Linked DNA regions of Homo sapiens: region 2 is linked to region 1. A link is an interaction called in ENCODE POLR2A ChIA-PET data of the cell type or tissue named here. Cell type or tissue: OCI-LY7. All regions are shown on one strand. Links, peaks and the distances in the headings refer to the core of each region. The heading gives the core; the rest is flanking DNA.

Evidence for each region. ChIA-PET counts read pairs that join two places held together with the same protein. Peaks named below come from ENCODE experiments on the same cell type or tissue, not always from the same donor. Only the 100,000 strongest peaks of a DNase experiment are listed, where the experiment ranks them.
Region 2: POLR2A ChIA-PET joins it to region 1 with 7 read pairs; 3 of 35 experiments call an interaction of 5 or more read pairs at or near these places.

What each region holds. Positions count from the first base shown.
Region 1 is chr19:6,471,323-6,480,258 of GRCh38, reverse strand. It overlaps DENND1C (DENN domain containing 1C), which reads left to right. Exons shown (of 23, transcript NM_024898.4): 2 at 208-272; 3 at 357-400; 4 at 541-590; 5 at 1,203-1,322; 6 at 1,407-1,476; 7 at 2,801-2,881; 8 at 2,976-3,041; 9 at 3,132-3,185; 10 at 3,292-3,402; 11 at 4,322-4,422; 12 at 4,508-4,553; 13 at 4,674-4,775; 14 at 4,860-4,985; 15 at 7,266-7,370; 1 more. Among named protein-coding and RNA genes, the nearest start is that of DENND1C, 6.0 kb to the left of the region's middle. RefSeq lists enhancers at 1-377, 3,925-4,664. In OCI-LY7, for the core only: no CTCF peak of the experiment used is centred there; DNase peaks (open chromatin) are centred at 3,608 and 3,928; H3K4me3 peaks cover 296 bases.
Region 2 is chr19:6,806,802-6,811,801 of GRCh38, reverse strand. The region is part of intron 1 of VAV1 (vav guanine nucleotide exchange factor 1); the gene reads right to left. Among named protein-coding and RNA genes, the nearest start is that of VAV1, 37 kb to the right of the region's middle. RefSeq lists an enhancer at 4,950-5,000. In OCI-LY7, for the core only: no CTCF peak of the experiment used is centred there; no DNase peak of the experiment used is centred there.

The sequences.
Region 1 (8,936 bases), core at 1,031-6,030:
ACTCCATCCTGTACTTGTGTGTTCAATTAACACTGCTGCACACACAGCCTCACACAACCACACACTCACAGCCACAAACCCCCAGAGTCATGCACATGCCGACGCACCTTGTGGCACATGCACACACAACCACACTTGTGTGCAAAGTGGCAGACACAACCACACATGCATAGAAGCAAGTCTCTGGACCCCTTCTGCATCCCACAGAGGGGGCTCCCCTGCTGTGTTTGATTGGTTCTTCGAAGCGGCCTGCCCTGCCTCCCTGCAGGAGGGTGAGTTGGGAGCCTGGGAGTGAGGGAGTGGGAGGGGAGGGTGGGCCTGGGTCGCTGAACTTAGAGGCGTGCTCTCTTCTACAGATCCCCCCATCCTGCGGCAGTTCCCTCCAGACTTCAGGGACCAGGTATTCAGGCTGGCTCCTTGCTCCCCCAGGGCGAGGGCCAGTCTCCCAGGGGGAGGGGACTTGGTTTCTTGGACCTGGAGCCCAGGGAGGTGGTGCCCGACCTCAGTGGCCAAGCAGTCTGCGCTTTTCTTCACCTCCAGGAAGCTATGCAGATGGTGCCTAAATTCTGCTTCCCTTTTGATGTGGAAAGGTACGGAAGGGCGGGGAGATCCAAGGACTCAGGGACTCAGATCTCTCAGGGGCCCCAAGGACTCAACACCTAGAGACTCAGACATCTGGAAACCCATACACTCGAGGACCCTGAGACTCAGAGACTCAGACACTCAGGGGCCCTGAGAACTAGGGACCTATATACATTAGCATCCAGGGACTCAGACACTCAGGGACCCAGAGATCTAGGGACTCAGGAACCCAGGGACCCAGGGACCCAGGGACTCAGAGACTCAAGGACTCAGGGACACAAGGATTCAGGGACTTCGGAACCCAGAGACTCAGAAACTCAGGGACCAGGGACTCAGGGACTCAGGGACTCAGGGACTGAGGAACCCAGGGACTTAGGGATTCAAGGACCCAGAGATCCAGAAACCCAGAGATCCAGGGACCCAGGGACTCAGGGACCCAGAGATCCAGGGACCCAGAGATTCAGGGACCCAGGGATTCTGAGACCCAGGGATCCAGACATTCAGGGATCCTGACAACTAGAGACCCATACACTCAGGGTCCTAGGAGCTTTGTTGGGGAGCGGGGACATCCTCAGACAGCTGGGATGTCCAGGTCTCTCTAACAGCCCTTCCCACTCCAGGGAGCCCCCCAGCCCCGCCGTGCAGCATTTCACCTTCGCCCTCACAGACCTTGCCGGCAACCGCAGATTTGGTTTCTGCCGCCTGCGGGCGGGTACCCAGAGCTGTCTCTGCATCCTCAGGTGCGGGATATGGGGGTTGGAGGGGGGGATGGGAAAGGCCGAGGCCTAGGGACACTTCGTGGAACCTGTCTCCTCTCTCCACAGCCACCTGCCTTGGTTCGAGGTGTTTTACAAGCTATTGAACACAGTGGGAGACCTCCTAGCCCAGGACCAAGTGAGACCAGCCCCTCTCTCACTCCTGTGGGAGTCCCAGCCCCCACCCCCCTCAACCTCCCAACCCCTCCCTCTCAGATCTCCCAGGCTTGGCAGGGCACACTGTGTCACACCTGTAGTCCCTGCATTTTGGGAGGCCGAGGTGGGAGGATCCCTTGAGCCCTGGAGTTCGAGACCAGCTGGGCAACATAGTGAGACCCCCGTCTCTACAAAATATAAAAAATAATTGGCCAAGTGCTGTGGCTCACGCCTGTAATCCCAGCACTTTGGGAGGACAAGGCGAGCGGATCACCTGAGGTCAGGAGTTCGAGACCGGCCTGACCGACATGGTGAAGCCCCGTCTCTACTAAAAATACAAAAAAAAAAAAAAAAAATTAGCCGGCCGTCGTGGCACACGCCTGTAATCCCAGCTGCTCAGAGGCTGCGGCAGGAGAATCGCTTGAACCCGGGAGGCGGAAGTGGCAGTGAGCCGAGATCGCGCCATTGCACTCCAGCTTGGGCAACAGGAGCGAAACTCCGTCTCAAAAAATAAAAATAAAAAATTAGCCAGGCGTGGTGGTGCACACCTGTGGTCCCAGCTACTCAGGAGAGCAAGGTGGGAGGATCAACTGAGCCCAGGAGTTCGAAGCTATAGTGAGCTATGATCGCAGCACTGCACTCCAGCCTGGGGGACAGAGCAAGACCCTGTCTCAAGAAAAAAAATTTCTTTTAGATGGAGTCTTCCTCTGTCGCCCAGGCTGGAGTGCGGTGGTGCGATTCCGCCTCACTGCAACCTCCGCATTCCGGGTTCAGGCGATTCTTCCGCCTCAGTCTCCCAAGTAGCTGGGACTATAGGCGCGGCCCACCAGCCCGGCTAATTTTTTTTTTTTTTTTTGTACTTTTAACAGAGACGTGTTTTCACTATGTTGGCCAGGCTGGACACGGACTCCTGGCCTCAGGTGATCCGCATGCCTCAGCCTCCCAAAGGGTTGGGATTACAGGCGCGAGCCACCGCGCCCGGCCTACAAGGAAAAATTTAAATTAAAAAATTTAAAAAGCCGGGCGCGGTGGCTCACGCCTGTAATTGTAGCCCTTTGGGAGGCCGAAGCAGCAGGATCCCTTGAGCCCAGGAGTTCAAGACCAGCCTGGGCAACATAGGGAGACTTTGTCTCTATTATTATTATTATTATTATTATTAATTTCTTTTAAAGAAAGAAAAAAAAAAACTCCCAGGACTGACCTGAGCCCTTGGCTCCTCCCAGACCACTCAACCTTAGTCATAGCCCTCGGAATCCCCAATCCCCACATCTGGCTCAGCCACCCCCGCCCCTCCACGTCCCACCCAGGTCACCGAGGCAGAGGAACTTCTTCAAAATCTGTTTCAGCAGTCCCTGTCTGGGCCCCAGGCCTCAGTGGGGCTTGAGCTGGTGAGTAGCTCCCATTCCCTGGGCGCTGGACCTTAGGTGGATGGGAAGGCTGCGTCCCAGCCATCATGACCACAGAGTCGTGCCTCTTCCCCAGGGCAGCGGAGTGACGGTCTCCAGCGGGCAGGGTATCCCCCCCCCTACCCGGGGGAATAGCAAGCCGGTGAGCGGGGCTCGGGGACCCTGGAAGGTCGGGGGTCCAGGTGAGGCCAGCCTCCTGACTGATTGATCCCCCTGCCAATACCCCCACCAGCTTTCCTGCTTCGTGGCCCCGGACTCCGGCCGCCTGCCATCCATCCCTGAGAACGTGAGTGGGGAGGGGTCTCTGGGGGTGAGAACAGGTCCCGAAACCCGGACCGGGGATGCAAGATCCAGGGGCCCGTCCACGCCCAGAGCGACTCTCTGATCCTCAGAGGAACCTAACGGAGCTGGTGGTGGCCGTGACTGACGAGAACATCGTGGGGCTGTTCGCGGCGCTCCTGGCCGAGAGAAGAGTCCTGCTCACCGCCAGCAAACTCAGCACCGTGAGGCGGGGTCCGCCGGGCCGGGGTGGGAGCAGGGCCTGGCTCCGCCCCGGGGGGCGGGACAAGGGGGCTGATTCCTGGCTCTAACCCTACTGCGCGAGACCCGAGGGCGAAGTCCTGGCCCCGCCCCTTCGAAGGTCTTGGAGAGTTGAACTCTGGCCCCGCCCTCGTGGGAGGGGGCTGCGCTGCAGCTCCTCCTTTTTGGGAGTACTGTGCTCAGGCTCCACCCACTATGGGCCGCAACACGTCTGGCTCCACCCCTCCGGACCCTCAGGGACACTGAGAACTAGGGACTTATACACGTGGGAATCCAGGGACCCAGGGACCCAGGGACTCAGGGACTCAGAGATCTGAGGACCCAGGGACCCGAATACCCAGGGACCTAGGAACACAGGGACTCAGATAACAAGGGGCGCAAAAAACTAGAGACCCATACTCCCAGGGACCCTGAAACCCAGGGTCAAAGGCAGACGTGGAGACTGGCTCCACCCCTAGGGGCGGGGCCAAATGATTGCCTTCCGGCTCCACCTCTTTGGGTGGGGTTACGTCTTGGATCCACCCCTAGGGGCGGGACAAGGGCGGTCTACGTCATAGCTCCACCTCTTTCGGGGTGGAGTCAGTGGAGGCTCAGTCCTTGCTCTACCTGCATGGGGAAGACTCAGGGGTGTTGCCTATTAACTGCGCCCCTTACAGAGAGGGATCAGGACGGTATGAGTCCTGGCTTCACCCGCTTAAAGCACTGTAAGTGGCCAAATTCCTGGTCTCCACATGATTTCTAAAGGGGTTCGAGTTGTCACTCATTATCCAGCAGTGGATGGGGAGGGGGAACAGGAGACTGGGGACGTGGGAAATGCAGCTGGAAGAGACCTCGCGCTAGAGGGTCCAGGCCCTGACTCCACGCCCCGCCATCGCTCCCCAGCTGACCTCGTGCGTCCACGCGTCCTGCGCGCTCCTGTACCCCATGCGCTGGGAGCACGTGCTGATCCCCACGCTGCCCCCACACCTGCTGGACTACTGCTGGTGAGCGAGGGCAGCTGGGAGGGGCAGGGCCTGTGGGCAGGCCCTGGGGGCGGTGCCTGCATGACCCCGTCCCCTCGGTCCGCAGCGCGCCCATGCCCTACCTCATTGGAGTGCACGCCAGTCTCGCCGAGGTGAGCGTGGATCTACCCAGACGACGGGGACGTGAGGGTTCCCCCTTCCTCTACATCCCCAGATGCCCTCCTCTGCCAAGGACTCCCGGGCTCTGAGCGGCCGACCCCGCTTTTCCGCAGAGAGTACGAGAAAAAGCCCTGGAGGACGTCGTGGTGCTGAACGTGGACGCCAATACCTTGGAGACGACCTTTAACGACGTGCAGGCGCTGCCTCCAGACGTGGTCAGTGTCGCCCCTCCCACCTTCCTGCCCCGGGAGGCGAGGGGCCCACACCTGCCCACTCAGGGCCACTCCCTTGTGCTTCAGGTGTCCCTGCTGAGGCTCCGGCTCAGGAAGGTCGCCCTGGCCCCCGGGGAAGGGGTGTCCCGTCTCTTCCTCAAAGCCCAGGCCCTGCTCTTCGGGGGGTACCGCGACGCACTCGTCTGCAGCCCGGTGAGCAGCGGGGACGCTGCGGGAGAGGTCTCGTGGGTTCCTGAATGAATCGCAATGTAACGATAGGTACAGTAGATGGCCGGACGCAGTGGCTCACGCCTGTAATCCCAACACTTTGGGATGCCGAGATGGGAGAATTGCTTGAGCCCAGAAGTTCAAGACCAGCCTGGGCAACACAGTGAGACCCCTCCCGTTTGTTGTTGTTGTTGTTTGTTTGTTTGTTTGTTTGTTTGTTTTTGAGACAGAGTTTCACTCTGTTCCCCAGGCTGGAGTGCCTCCCGGGTTCAAGCGATTCTCCTGCCTCAGACTCCCAAGTAGCTGGGACTGCAGGTGCGCACCACCATGCCCAGCTAATTTTTGTAGTTTTAGTAAAAACGGGGTTTCTCCATGTTGGCCAGGCTGGTCTCGAACTCCTGACCTCAGGTGATCTGCCCGCATCAGGCTCCTAAAGTTCTGGGATTACAAGTGTGAGCCACCATGCCCGGCCACCGTCTCTATATATTTTTTTAATTAAAAAATAATAATGATAGGTAGCATTAATGGAGTGCTTACTTTGTGCCTCTGTTTGCCCCTCTGTAAAATGGGACCCCAATAGTGCCACCCAAAAGGATATTAGAATCAGTGAATCAGCATTTTCCCAGCACTTTGAATCGTACCTGACATACAGCAAGCACTCAATAAATGCTAGCTCCTACCACTGCTATTATCTCATTTAATGCTCATAACATTTTGAGATGGATACTGTGATAGTCCCATTTTCCATATGAGGAAACCAAGGCTTTGGAGAAGTCCCACAGTGGGTGAATGTTGAAGCCGGGGCCTTGATCTCTGAAGCCCCCTCCCCTGTTTTTCACAACCAATCTGTAAAATCATTGGGGGGTTCTAGTATCACTTGAGCATCTGACGTTTTTGTCATCTCTGCATCCTGAATCTGCACACAGACCACCCACTTCCTCTGTCTCCACCCTGGCCTGGACCCTCTCATTGTTTGCCTAAAATTAATGCACTGATCTCTCCCAAAAACTGGGACTCCCCCGCAAGCAGTCTTCTTCTTCTTCTTTTTTTTTTTTTTTTCTCTTGAGACAGAGTCTTGCTCTCTTGCCCAGGCTGGAGTGCAGTGGCACAATCTCGGCTCACTGCAACCTCCACCTCCTGGGTTCAAGCAATTCTCCTGCCTCAGCCTCCTGAATAGCTGGGATTACAGGCATGCACCACCACAATGGCTAATTTTTTGTATTTTTAGTACAGATGGGGTTTCACCATGTTAGCCAGGCTGGTCTCAAACTCCAGACCTCAGGTGATCCATCCATCTCCTCTTCCCAGAGTGCTGAAATTACAGGTGTGATCCACCGCGCCCGGCCTCCTGCAAGCAGCCCTCTGCTTTATCTCCCAGAGTCTGTCCTCCCTGCAGTGGCCAGAGGTCACCTGTGAACACCCGAGTCAGATCATTTCCCTCCCCCCACCCCCCCGCCCACACCCCTCCCGGGCTTCCACCTTACTCGAGATAAATGCTTAAATCAGCCGGGTCGGTGACTCACACTTTTGAGAGGCCAAGGTGTGTGGATTGCTTGAGCCCAGGAGTTTGGACCAGCCTGGGAAACACAGTGAGACCCTGTCTCTACAAAAACTACAAAAATTAGCTGGGCGCAGTGGCGTGCACCTGTGGTCCCAGCTACTTGAGAGGCTGAGGTGGGAGGATCGCTTGAGCTCAGGAGGCAGAGGTTGCAGTGAACCAAGATCACACCACTGCACTCCAGCACGGGTGACAGAGTGAGACCCTGACTCAAAAAAAGAAATGAAAAAAAAAAAAAAAAAAACCAGGGCTGGGCGCGGTGGCTCACACCTGTAATCCCAGCACTTTGGGAGGCCGAGGTGGGTGGATCACGAGGTCAAGAGATGGAGACCAACCTGGCCAACATGGTGAAACCCAGTCTCTACTAAAAATACAAAAATTAGCTGGACATGGTGGCACGTGCCTGTAGTCCCAGCTACTCAAGAGGCTGAGGCAGGAGAATCGCTTGAACCCTGGAGGCAGAGGTTGCAGTGAGCTGAGATCACGCCACTGCATTCCAGCCTGGCGACAGAGCGAGACTCCGTCTCAAAAAACAAAACAAACAAACAAACAAAAAACAGCTTAAGTCCTCCCTGCCATCCATGAGGCCCCACACAGGATCAGACACACAGCAAGTGCCTAATCAATGTTTGCTACATAAATATATAGTAGAATGAGGGAGGGCCAGGAGCACCCCAGGGAGCTCAGAACTCCAACGCTTCTTCCAGGGCCAGCCAGTGACCTTCAGTGAGGAAGTCTTCTTGGCCCAGAAGCCTGGGGCACCTCTGCAGGCCTTCCACCGGCGGGCTGTGCACCTGCAGCTGTTCAAACAGGTATGCCAGAGCCCTGAGGGTCCAGCTGGGACTGGAGGTGGACTGCTGAGTCCCCGAGGGCTTGTCTGAACTGGCAGGGTTGAGGGCAGACTCCTGGGTCCCTGAGGGTATAGCTGGAGACAGTCCAGCAGGATCCCCTACTCCAGGGTTCCCAAGTGGGGAAGGACTGAACTCCTGGATTCCTAAAGATGGGAGCCCCCGGCTGGGCACAGTGGCTCATGCCTGTAATCCCAGCACTTTGGGAGGCCGAGGCAGGCGGATCACGAGTTCAGGAGTTCAAGACCAGCCCTACCAATATGGTGAAACCCCATCTCTACTAAAAATACGAAAATTAGCTGGGCGTGGTGGCGTGCGCCTATAATCCCAGCTACTCAGGAGGCTGAGGCAGGAGAATCGTTTGAACCCGGGAGGCAGACGTTGCAGTGAGCTGAGATCACACCACTGCACTCCAGCCTGGATAATAGAGCGAGACTCCGTCTCAAACAAAACAAAACAAAACAAAAACATGGGAGCCCCCAACTCCTGGGTTCCTGGGGGACAAGACCTACTCCTAGGTCCCTGAGGGAAATCAGGGTGGGACCAAATTCGCAGGTCCCTAAGCAGGTGTCTTTCTGGGACTGGGGTGGCGGTCCAAGCTGGACTCCAGAGGGGATGGGTCCTGACTGTGAAATCCCAGGATTTCCTGAGTCCTAGGGATATGGGTGGGGGGGCGGGGTGGCACATAGGGCTGGACTTCTAGGCCCCTGGGAGAAGGTAGCTTGGACCACAAGATCCCTAAAGATGGGGTCCACCTACTCTTGATTCAATGAGAGCGGGTGGGTAGTTCTAGAGGGGGCAGAAATCAATTTCTGGGTCCCTGAAAGGGGCAGGGCTTGGTCCCTGGGGACAGGTCCTGACTCGGGGAGGGAGGAGAAGGTAGGATCTCTGGTTTCTAAAGTGGGCTCCGGGCCGGGGACAGTGGCTTACGCCTGTAATCCCAGCATTTTGGGAGCCCAAGGCAGACGGATCACCTGAGGTCAGGAGTTCGAAACCAGCCTGGCCAACATGGGGAAACCCTGTCTCTACAAACAATATAAAAGTTAGCTGGGCATGGTGGTGCATGCCTGTAATCCCAGCTACTTGGGAGGCTGAGGCAGGAGAATCACTTAAACCCGGGAAGCGGAGGTTGCAGCGAGCCGAGATCACGCCACTGCACTCCAGCCTGGGTGCCAGAGCAACTCCATCTCAAAAAATAAAAATAAAAAATAAAGTGGGCTCCAGTTTCCCAGGTGCTTGGGGGTGGGCAGGTTGGAGGCCAGAGATGGCTTCTACATCTTGACAGCAGGCAGGCTTCGAAGTGCTGGCATTCAGATGTGTCTCCTGCTGTTTCTGATTTACTGTCCCCCACCCCAGTTCATCGAAGCCCGGCTGGAGAAGCTCAACAAGGGGGAGGGCTTCTCAGATCAATTCGAGCAGGAGATCACTGGCTGCGGGGCCTCCTCAGGTGAGCCCTGAGTCCAGCCCCTGGGTCCCCCACTACCCGCCACCAGCACCCCCAGCCTCAGCCAGCCTTCGGTGACCACCACA
Region 2 (5,000 bases), core at 1-5,000, 330 kb before region 1:
TGTTACAGTAGCTGGTGTTATCCTAATGAAGTACCCTTTGGGCCAGAGTTAGCTGTGATGTGTCTGTCTGATCCTCAGAGACCTCATGGATCTCCATTCCAGCTTCTCTTGCCGATTCTTACAGTAATTATATGCAGGGAGATGAATAAAGGACTGCTGTCTGGGCTAAAAGTTCCTCTCCTATTTGCCTGGTGAACTCCTACTCATCCTTCAAGGCCCATCTCCAATATCTCTTCTTCCAGGAAACCTTCCCCAATGTCTTCAGCCAAGCAGAGTCCTCATTCTCCCCCAACTGCAGCCTCCCTTAACATGATGTCCCTCCTCAACCCAGGCCTGACAACGAAGACGCCTGTGCTGGGCTCTCTCCAGATGAAGTCAGGACCCAGGGTTGAGTCACCTCTGAATCCTGAACACCACATGGTGGCATGCAATAGTGCCCAATACAATTTATTGAATAAATAAATGAGGCTGGGTGTGGAGGCTGATGCTTATAATCCCAGCACTATGGGAGGCCGAAGAGGGTGGATCACTTGAAGTCAGGAGTTCGAGACCAGCCTGGCCGACATGGTGAAATGCTGTCTCTACTAAAAATACAAAAATTAGCCGGGCATGGTGGTGCATGCCTGTAATCCCAGCTACTTGAGAAGCTGAGGCAGGAGGATCACTTGAACCTGGAAGGCGGAGGCTGCAGTGAGCTGAGATCGTGCCACTGCACTCCAGCCTGGGCAACAGAGCAAGACGCCATCTCAAAAATAAATAAATAAATAGAAATGAATAACACAGTAACTAAGAGACAGTCTGTACCTCCGTTCCAGATGAGGACAAAGGTTTTGGAACAACAGTTGAAAGCATGCCTTTTCATTGCAATCCATTTCTTTGCTTACAGCTGGGGAAACAGGTTCATTCTTTCAACAATGGGCACCTCAAACTTAACAGGTCCAAGATTGACATCATTGCCAGTTCAAACTTGCTCTCCCTCCAGCCTCTTCATCTAACAATGGTGCCATTACCACCCAGCAATTTGTCTTAGGAACCCAAGATGATTTTCAACACTCCCCAATCCTTCAGAATCAACTTAGAGTAATTTTTTTTTTTTGAGATAACGTTTCACTCTTGTCGCCCAGGCCAGAGTGCAATGACGTGATCTCAGCTCACTGCAACCTCCGCCTCCTGGGTTCAAGCAATTCTCCAGCCTCAGCCTCCTGAGTAGCTGCGATTACAGGCGCCCGCCACCACGCCTGGCTAATTTTTTGTATTTTTAGTAGAGGCAGGGTTTCACCATGTAGGCCAGGCTGGTCTCGAACTCCTGACCTCAGGGGATCCACCCACCTCTGCCTCTCAAAGTGCTGGGATTAAAGGCATGAACCACTGTGCCCGGCCAAGTTAGAGTAATTTCATAGGTGATCGTCTACAAGCCAGGAACGAATCTAAGTGTTTTGAAAGTCGGGTTTATTTTTATTTTTATTTCTTTAGAGACAGGGTCTCACTCTGTTGCCCAGGCTGAAGTGCAGTAGTGCAATCTGCAGCCTTGAAATTGGGCTCAAGCAATCTTCCTGCCTCAGCCTCCTGAGCAGCTGGGACTATGGGCATGCACCACCACACCTGGCTAACTTTTTATTTGTAGAGATGAGGTCTTGCTCTGTCACCCAGACTGGAGTGAAGTGGCACAATCATAGCTCACTGCAGCCTCCACCTTTTGGGTTCAATTGATCCTCTTGCCTCAACCTCCTGAGTGTTGGGACTACAGGCATGCACCACCATGCCCAGATAACGTTATTTTTATTTTTATTTTTTGTAGATACAGGGTCTTGTTACATTGTCCAGGCTGGTTTTGAACTCCTGGCCTCAAACAATTAGCTTGTCTTGGCTTCCCAAAGTGCTGGTATTACAGGCATGAGCCACTGCACCTGGCTGGAAATGGAGGATTCATTGAATCCTCCATTTCCAGTCAATCAATAGATTATTCAGATTCTACATCCAAACTATCTGTCACATCTAAGCTCTTCTCACCATCCCTGTTCCCAAATCCTAGAGCAGCCACCGCAGTGATCACCTTTGTGGCTGCAACAGCCTCCTCAGTGGTCTTCCTGATCCGTTTTGTACTCCTCCCAGCCCACCTTCATACAGCAAATCTAACCATGTCAATCTCCTCTTGAAACCTTGCCATGGTTCCCCCATCATCCCCAACACAAAGTTCAACCTCACCACGGCCCCTGCTGACTTCTCTGATGACTCTACTCTTTTTTTTCTCACTTACCTCTCCCACCTCTGCTCCAGCCAGGTGGAAGTGGTTGCCACACGCTAAATGCACCTATTTTACTGTCTCTCATCTCCAGGTCTCATATATAAGGTTGCCTCTGCCCTGAATGCCCTTTGTGGTAGATTACAAATACTTTCCAGCTCCTACCAGCCAAAGAGAATTGCCGGGTATGGTGGCTCATGCCTGTAACCCCAAGACATGATTGGGAGGATTGGGTGGGGTGGGAGAATTGCTTGAGGCCAGGAGTTCAAGACCAGCCTGGCAACAAAGCAAGACCCCGTCTCTACAAATGAATTTAAAATTAGCCAGGTGTGGTGGCACATGCCTATAGTTCCAGCTACTCAGGAGGCTGAGGATCAATTGAGTCCAGGAGTTTGAGGTTGCAGTGAGCTAAGATCAAGTCACTGCACCCCAGCTTGGGCGACAAGACAAGACCCTATCTCAAAAAAAAAAAAAAAAAAAAAGAGAGGTAGATTCTAAGTCTTCATCTTTTGTATCTGGGTTGGTCTTGTGGCTCGCTTTAGCCCATAGAGGCTTTGCAACTTCTCCTGTTGCTTTCTTGGAATACTCCTGCCAAATTCAAGCACTCAGGCTAAATTGCCAGAGGATGAGAGACCGTGTGGAGCAGAGACAAGCACCTAGCTAAAGGTATCCTATACTAATCAACTGGCCAACCAGCAGATATGTGAATGAGGCCCTCCTAGACTACCTACCCCAGCCAAGTTATTAGCTAACCACAGAGATCACCTATCTGCCCAGACAATTTACTAAATTAATTGGAATAACAAATATTGTCTTTAAGCCATTCCATTTTAGGGGACTGTTTGTTACACAGCAAAAGCTAACTGATAATGTGCAATTCCAGGTTGCATTCTTAAAGGGAGGAACATTCTAGCCCCTTTATCTGGCTGGCAAGTGAGTATGGTGATGAGTATTCTTGGAAACTGAGGACAAAGGAAATTCACAGGTGGCGGAAGAACAGAACAGGAGGAGCTGGTCTTTGACATTGTAGAAAGGACCATGCCAGCCTTGGACTGATTAAGCTCAGATTATTGCATAAGAAATAAATAATCTTCAGTTTTATTTAAGTCCTTGTTACTTTGGTTCTCTGCTACATAGAGTGACTTACCTCCTAGTTTGCCAAGGATGACCCAAGCTTATGCCTGTTGTCCTAAGGTAATTATTGGGGAGGAGAGAATTGGTTGGGGTTTTTTTGAACTTTTTTTTTTGAGATGAAGTCTCACTCTTGTCTCCCAGGCTGGAGTGCAATGGTGTGATCTTGGCTCACTGCAAACTCCGCCTCCTGGGTTCAAGCGATTCTCCTCCTTCAGCCTCTCGAGTAGCTGGGATTACAGGCACCTGCCACCACACCTGGCTAATTTTTGTATTTTTAGTAGAGACGGGTTTCACCATGCTGGCAAGGCTGGTCTCAAACTCCTGACCTCAGGCAATCCACCTGCCTCGGCCTCCCAAAGTGCTGGGATTATAGGCTTGAGCCACCGCGCCCGGCCTTTTTTTTAACTTTTTCTTTTCTTTTTTTTTTTTTTTTTTTGAGACAGAGTCTCACTCTGTCACCCAGGATGGAGTGCAGTGGCAGAATCTCGACTCACTGCAACCTCTGGCTCCCAGGTTCAAGCGATTCTCCTGCTCAGCCTCCTGAGTAGCTGGGATTACAGGTGTGTGCCACCAAGCCCAGCTAATTTTTGTATTTTTAGTAGAGATGGGGTTTCACCATCTTGGTCAGACTAGTCTCGAACTCCTGACCTCATGATCTGCCCACCTTGGCCTCCCAAAGTGCTGGGATTACAGGAGTGATTTTAACTTTTTTTTAAAAGACAGGGTCTCACTCTGTTGCCCAGTTGAGTGCAGTGGCATGATTACAGCTCACTGCAGCCTCCACCTCCTGGGCTCAAGTGATCCTCCCACCTCAGCCTCCAGAGTAGCTCCCAGTACAAGCCTCCTGGTACCGGTCCATGGTCTGTTAGGAACTGGGCCACACATCAGGAGGTGAGTGGTGGGCAGGTGAGCTAGCATAGCTTCATCTGTATTTACAACCACTCCCCATTGCTCGCATTACCACCTGAGCCCCACCTCCTGTCAGATCAGCTGCAGCGTTAGATCCTCATAGGAGTGCAAACCCTACTGTGAACTCCACATGTGAGGGATCTACCTTGTGCGCTCCTTATCGGGAATCTGGTGCCTGATGATCTGCCACTGTCTCCCATCACCCCCAGATGGGATCATCTAGTTGCAGGAAAACAAGCTCAGGGCTCCCACTGATTCTACATTATGGTGAGTTGTATACTTATTTCATTATATGTTACAATGTAATAATAATAGAAATAAAGGGAACAATAAATGTAACGCATTTGAATCATCCTGAAACCATCCCCCCTAACTCTGGTCCATGGAAAAATTGTCTTCCACAAAACCGGTCACTGCTACCAAAAAGGTTGGAGACTGCTGCTCTATAGGTTTAGATGATAAATTAATCTCTACCTAACTGTTACAGTAGCCAAACCTCTATCCTAATGAATACACAGCATTGATTACAACAGGTTGTACCTGTCTGAACAGATCGTGGAATCCCAGTAGACTGGGATCACCATGAGAGCAGAAACAAGTTCTTATCAACCATCACATTCCCTGCTGCTGGGACGCAGTAGACAAATCAATGAGGGATGGTGGAAAGAATGAATATATTCATTAACTAATTATGCACACATCCATACCCTTTCCT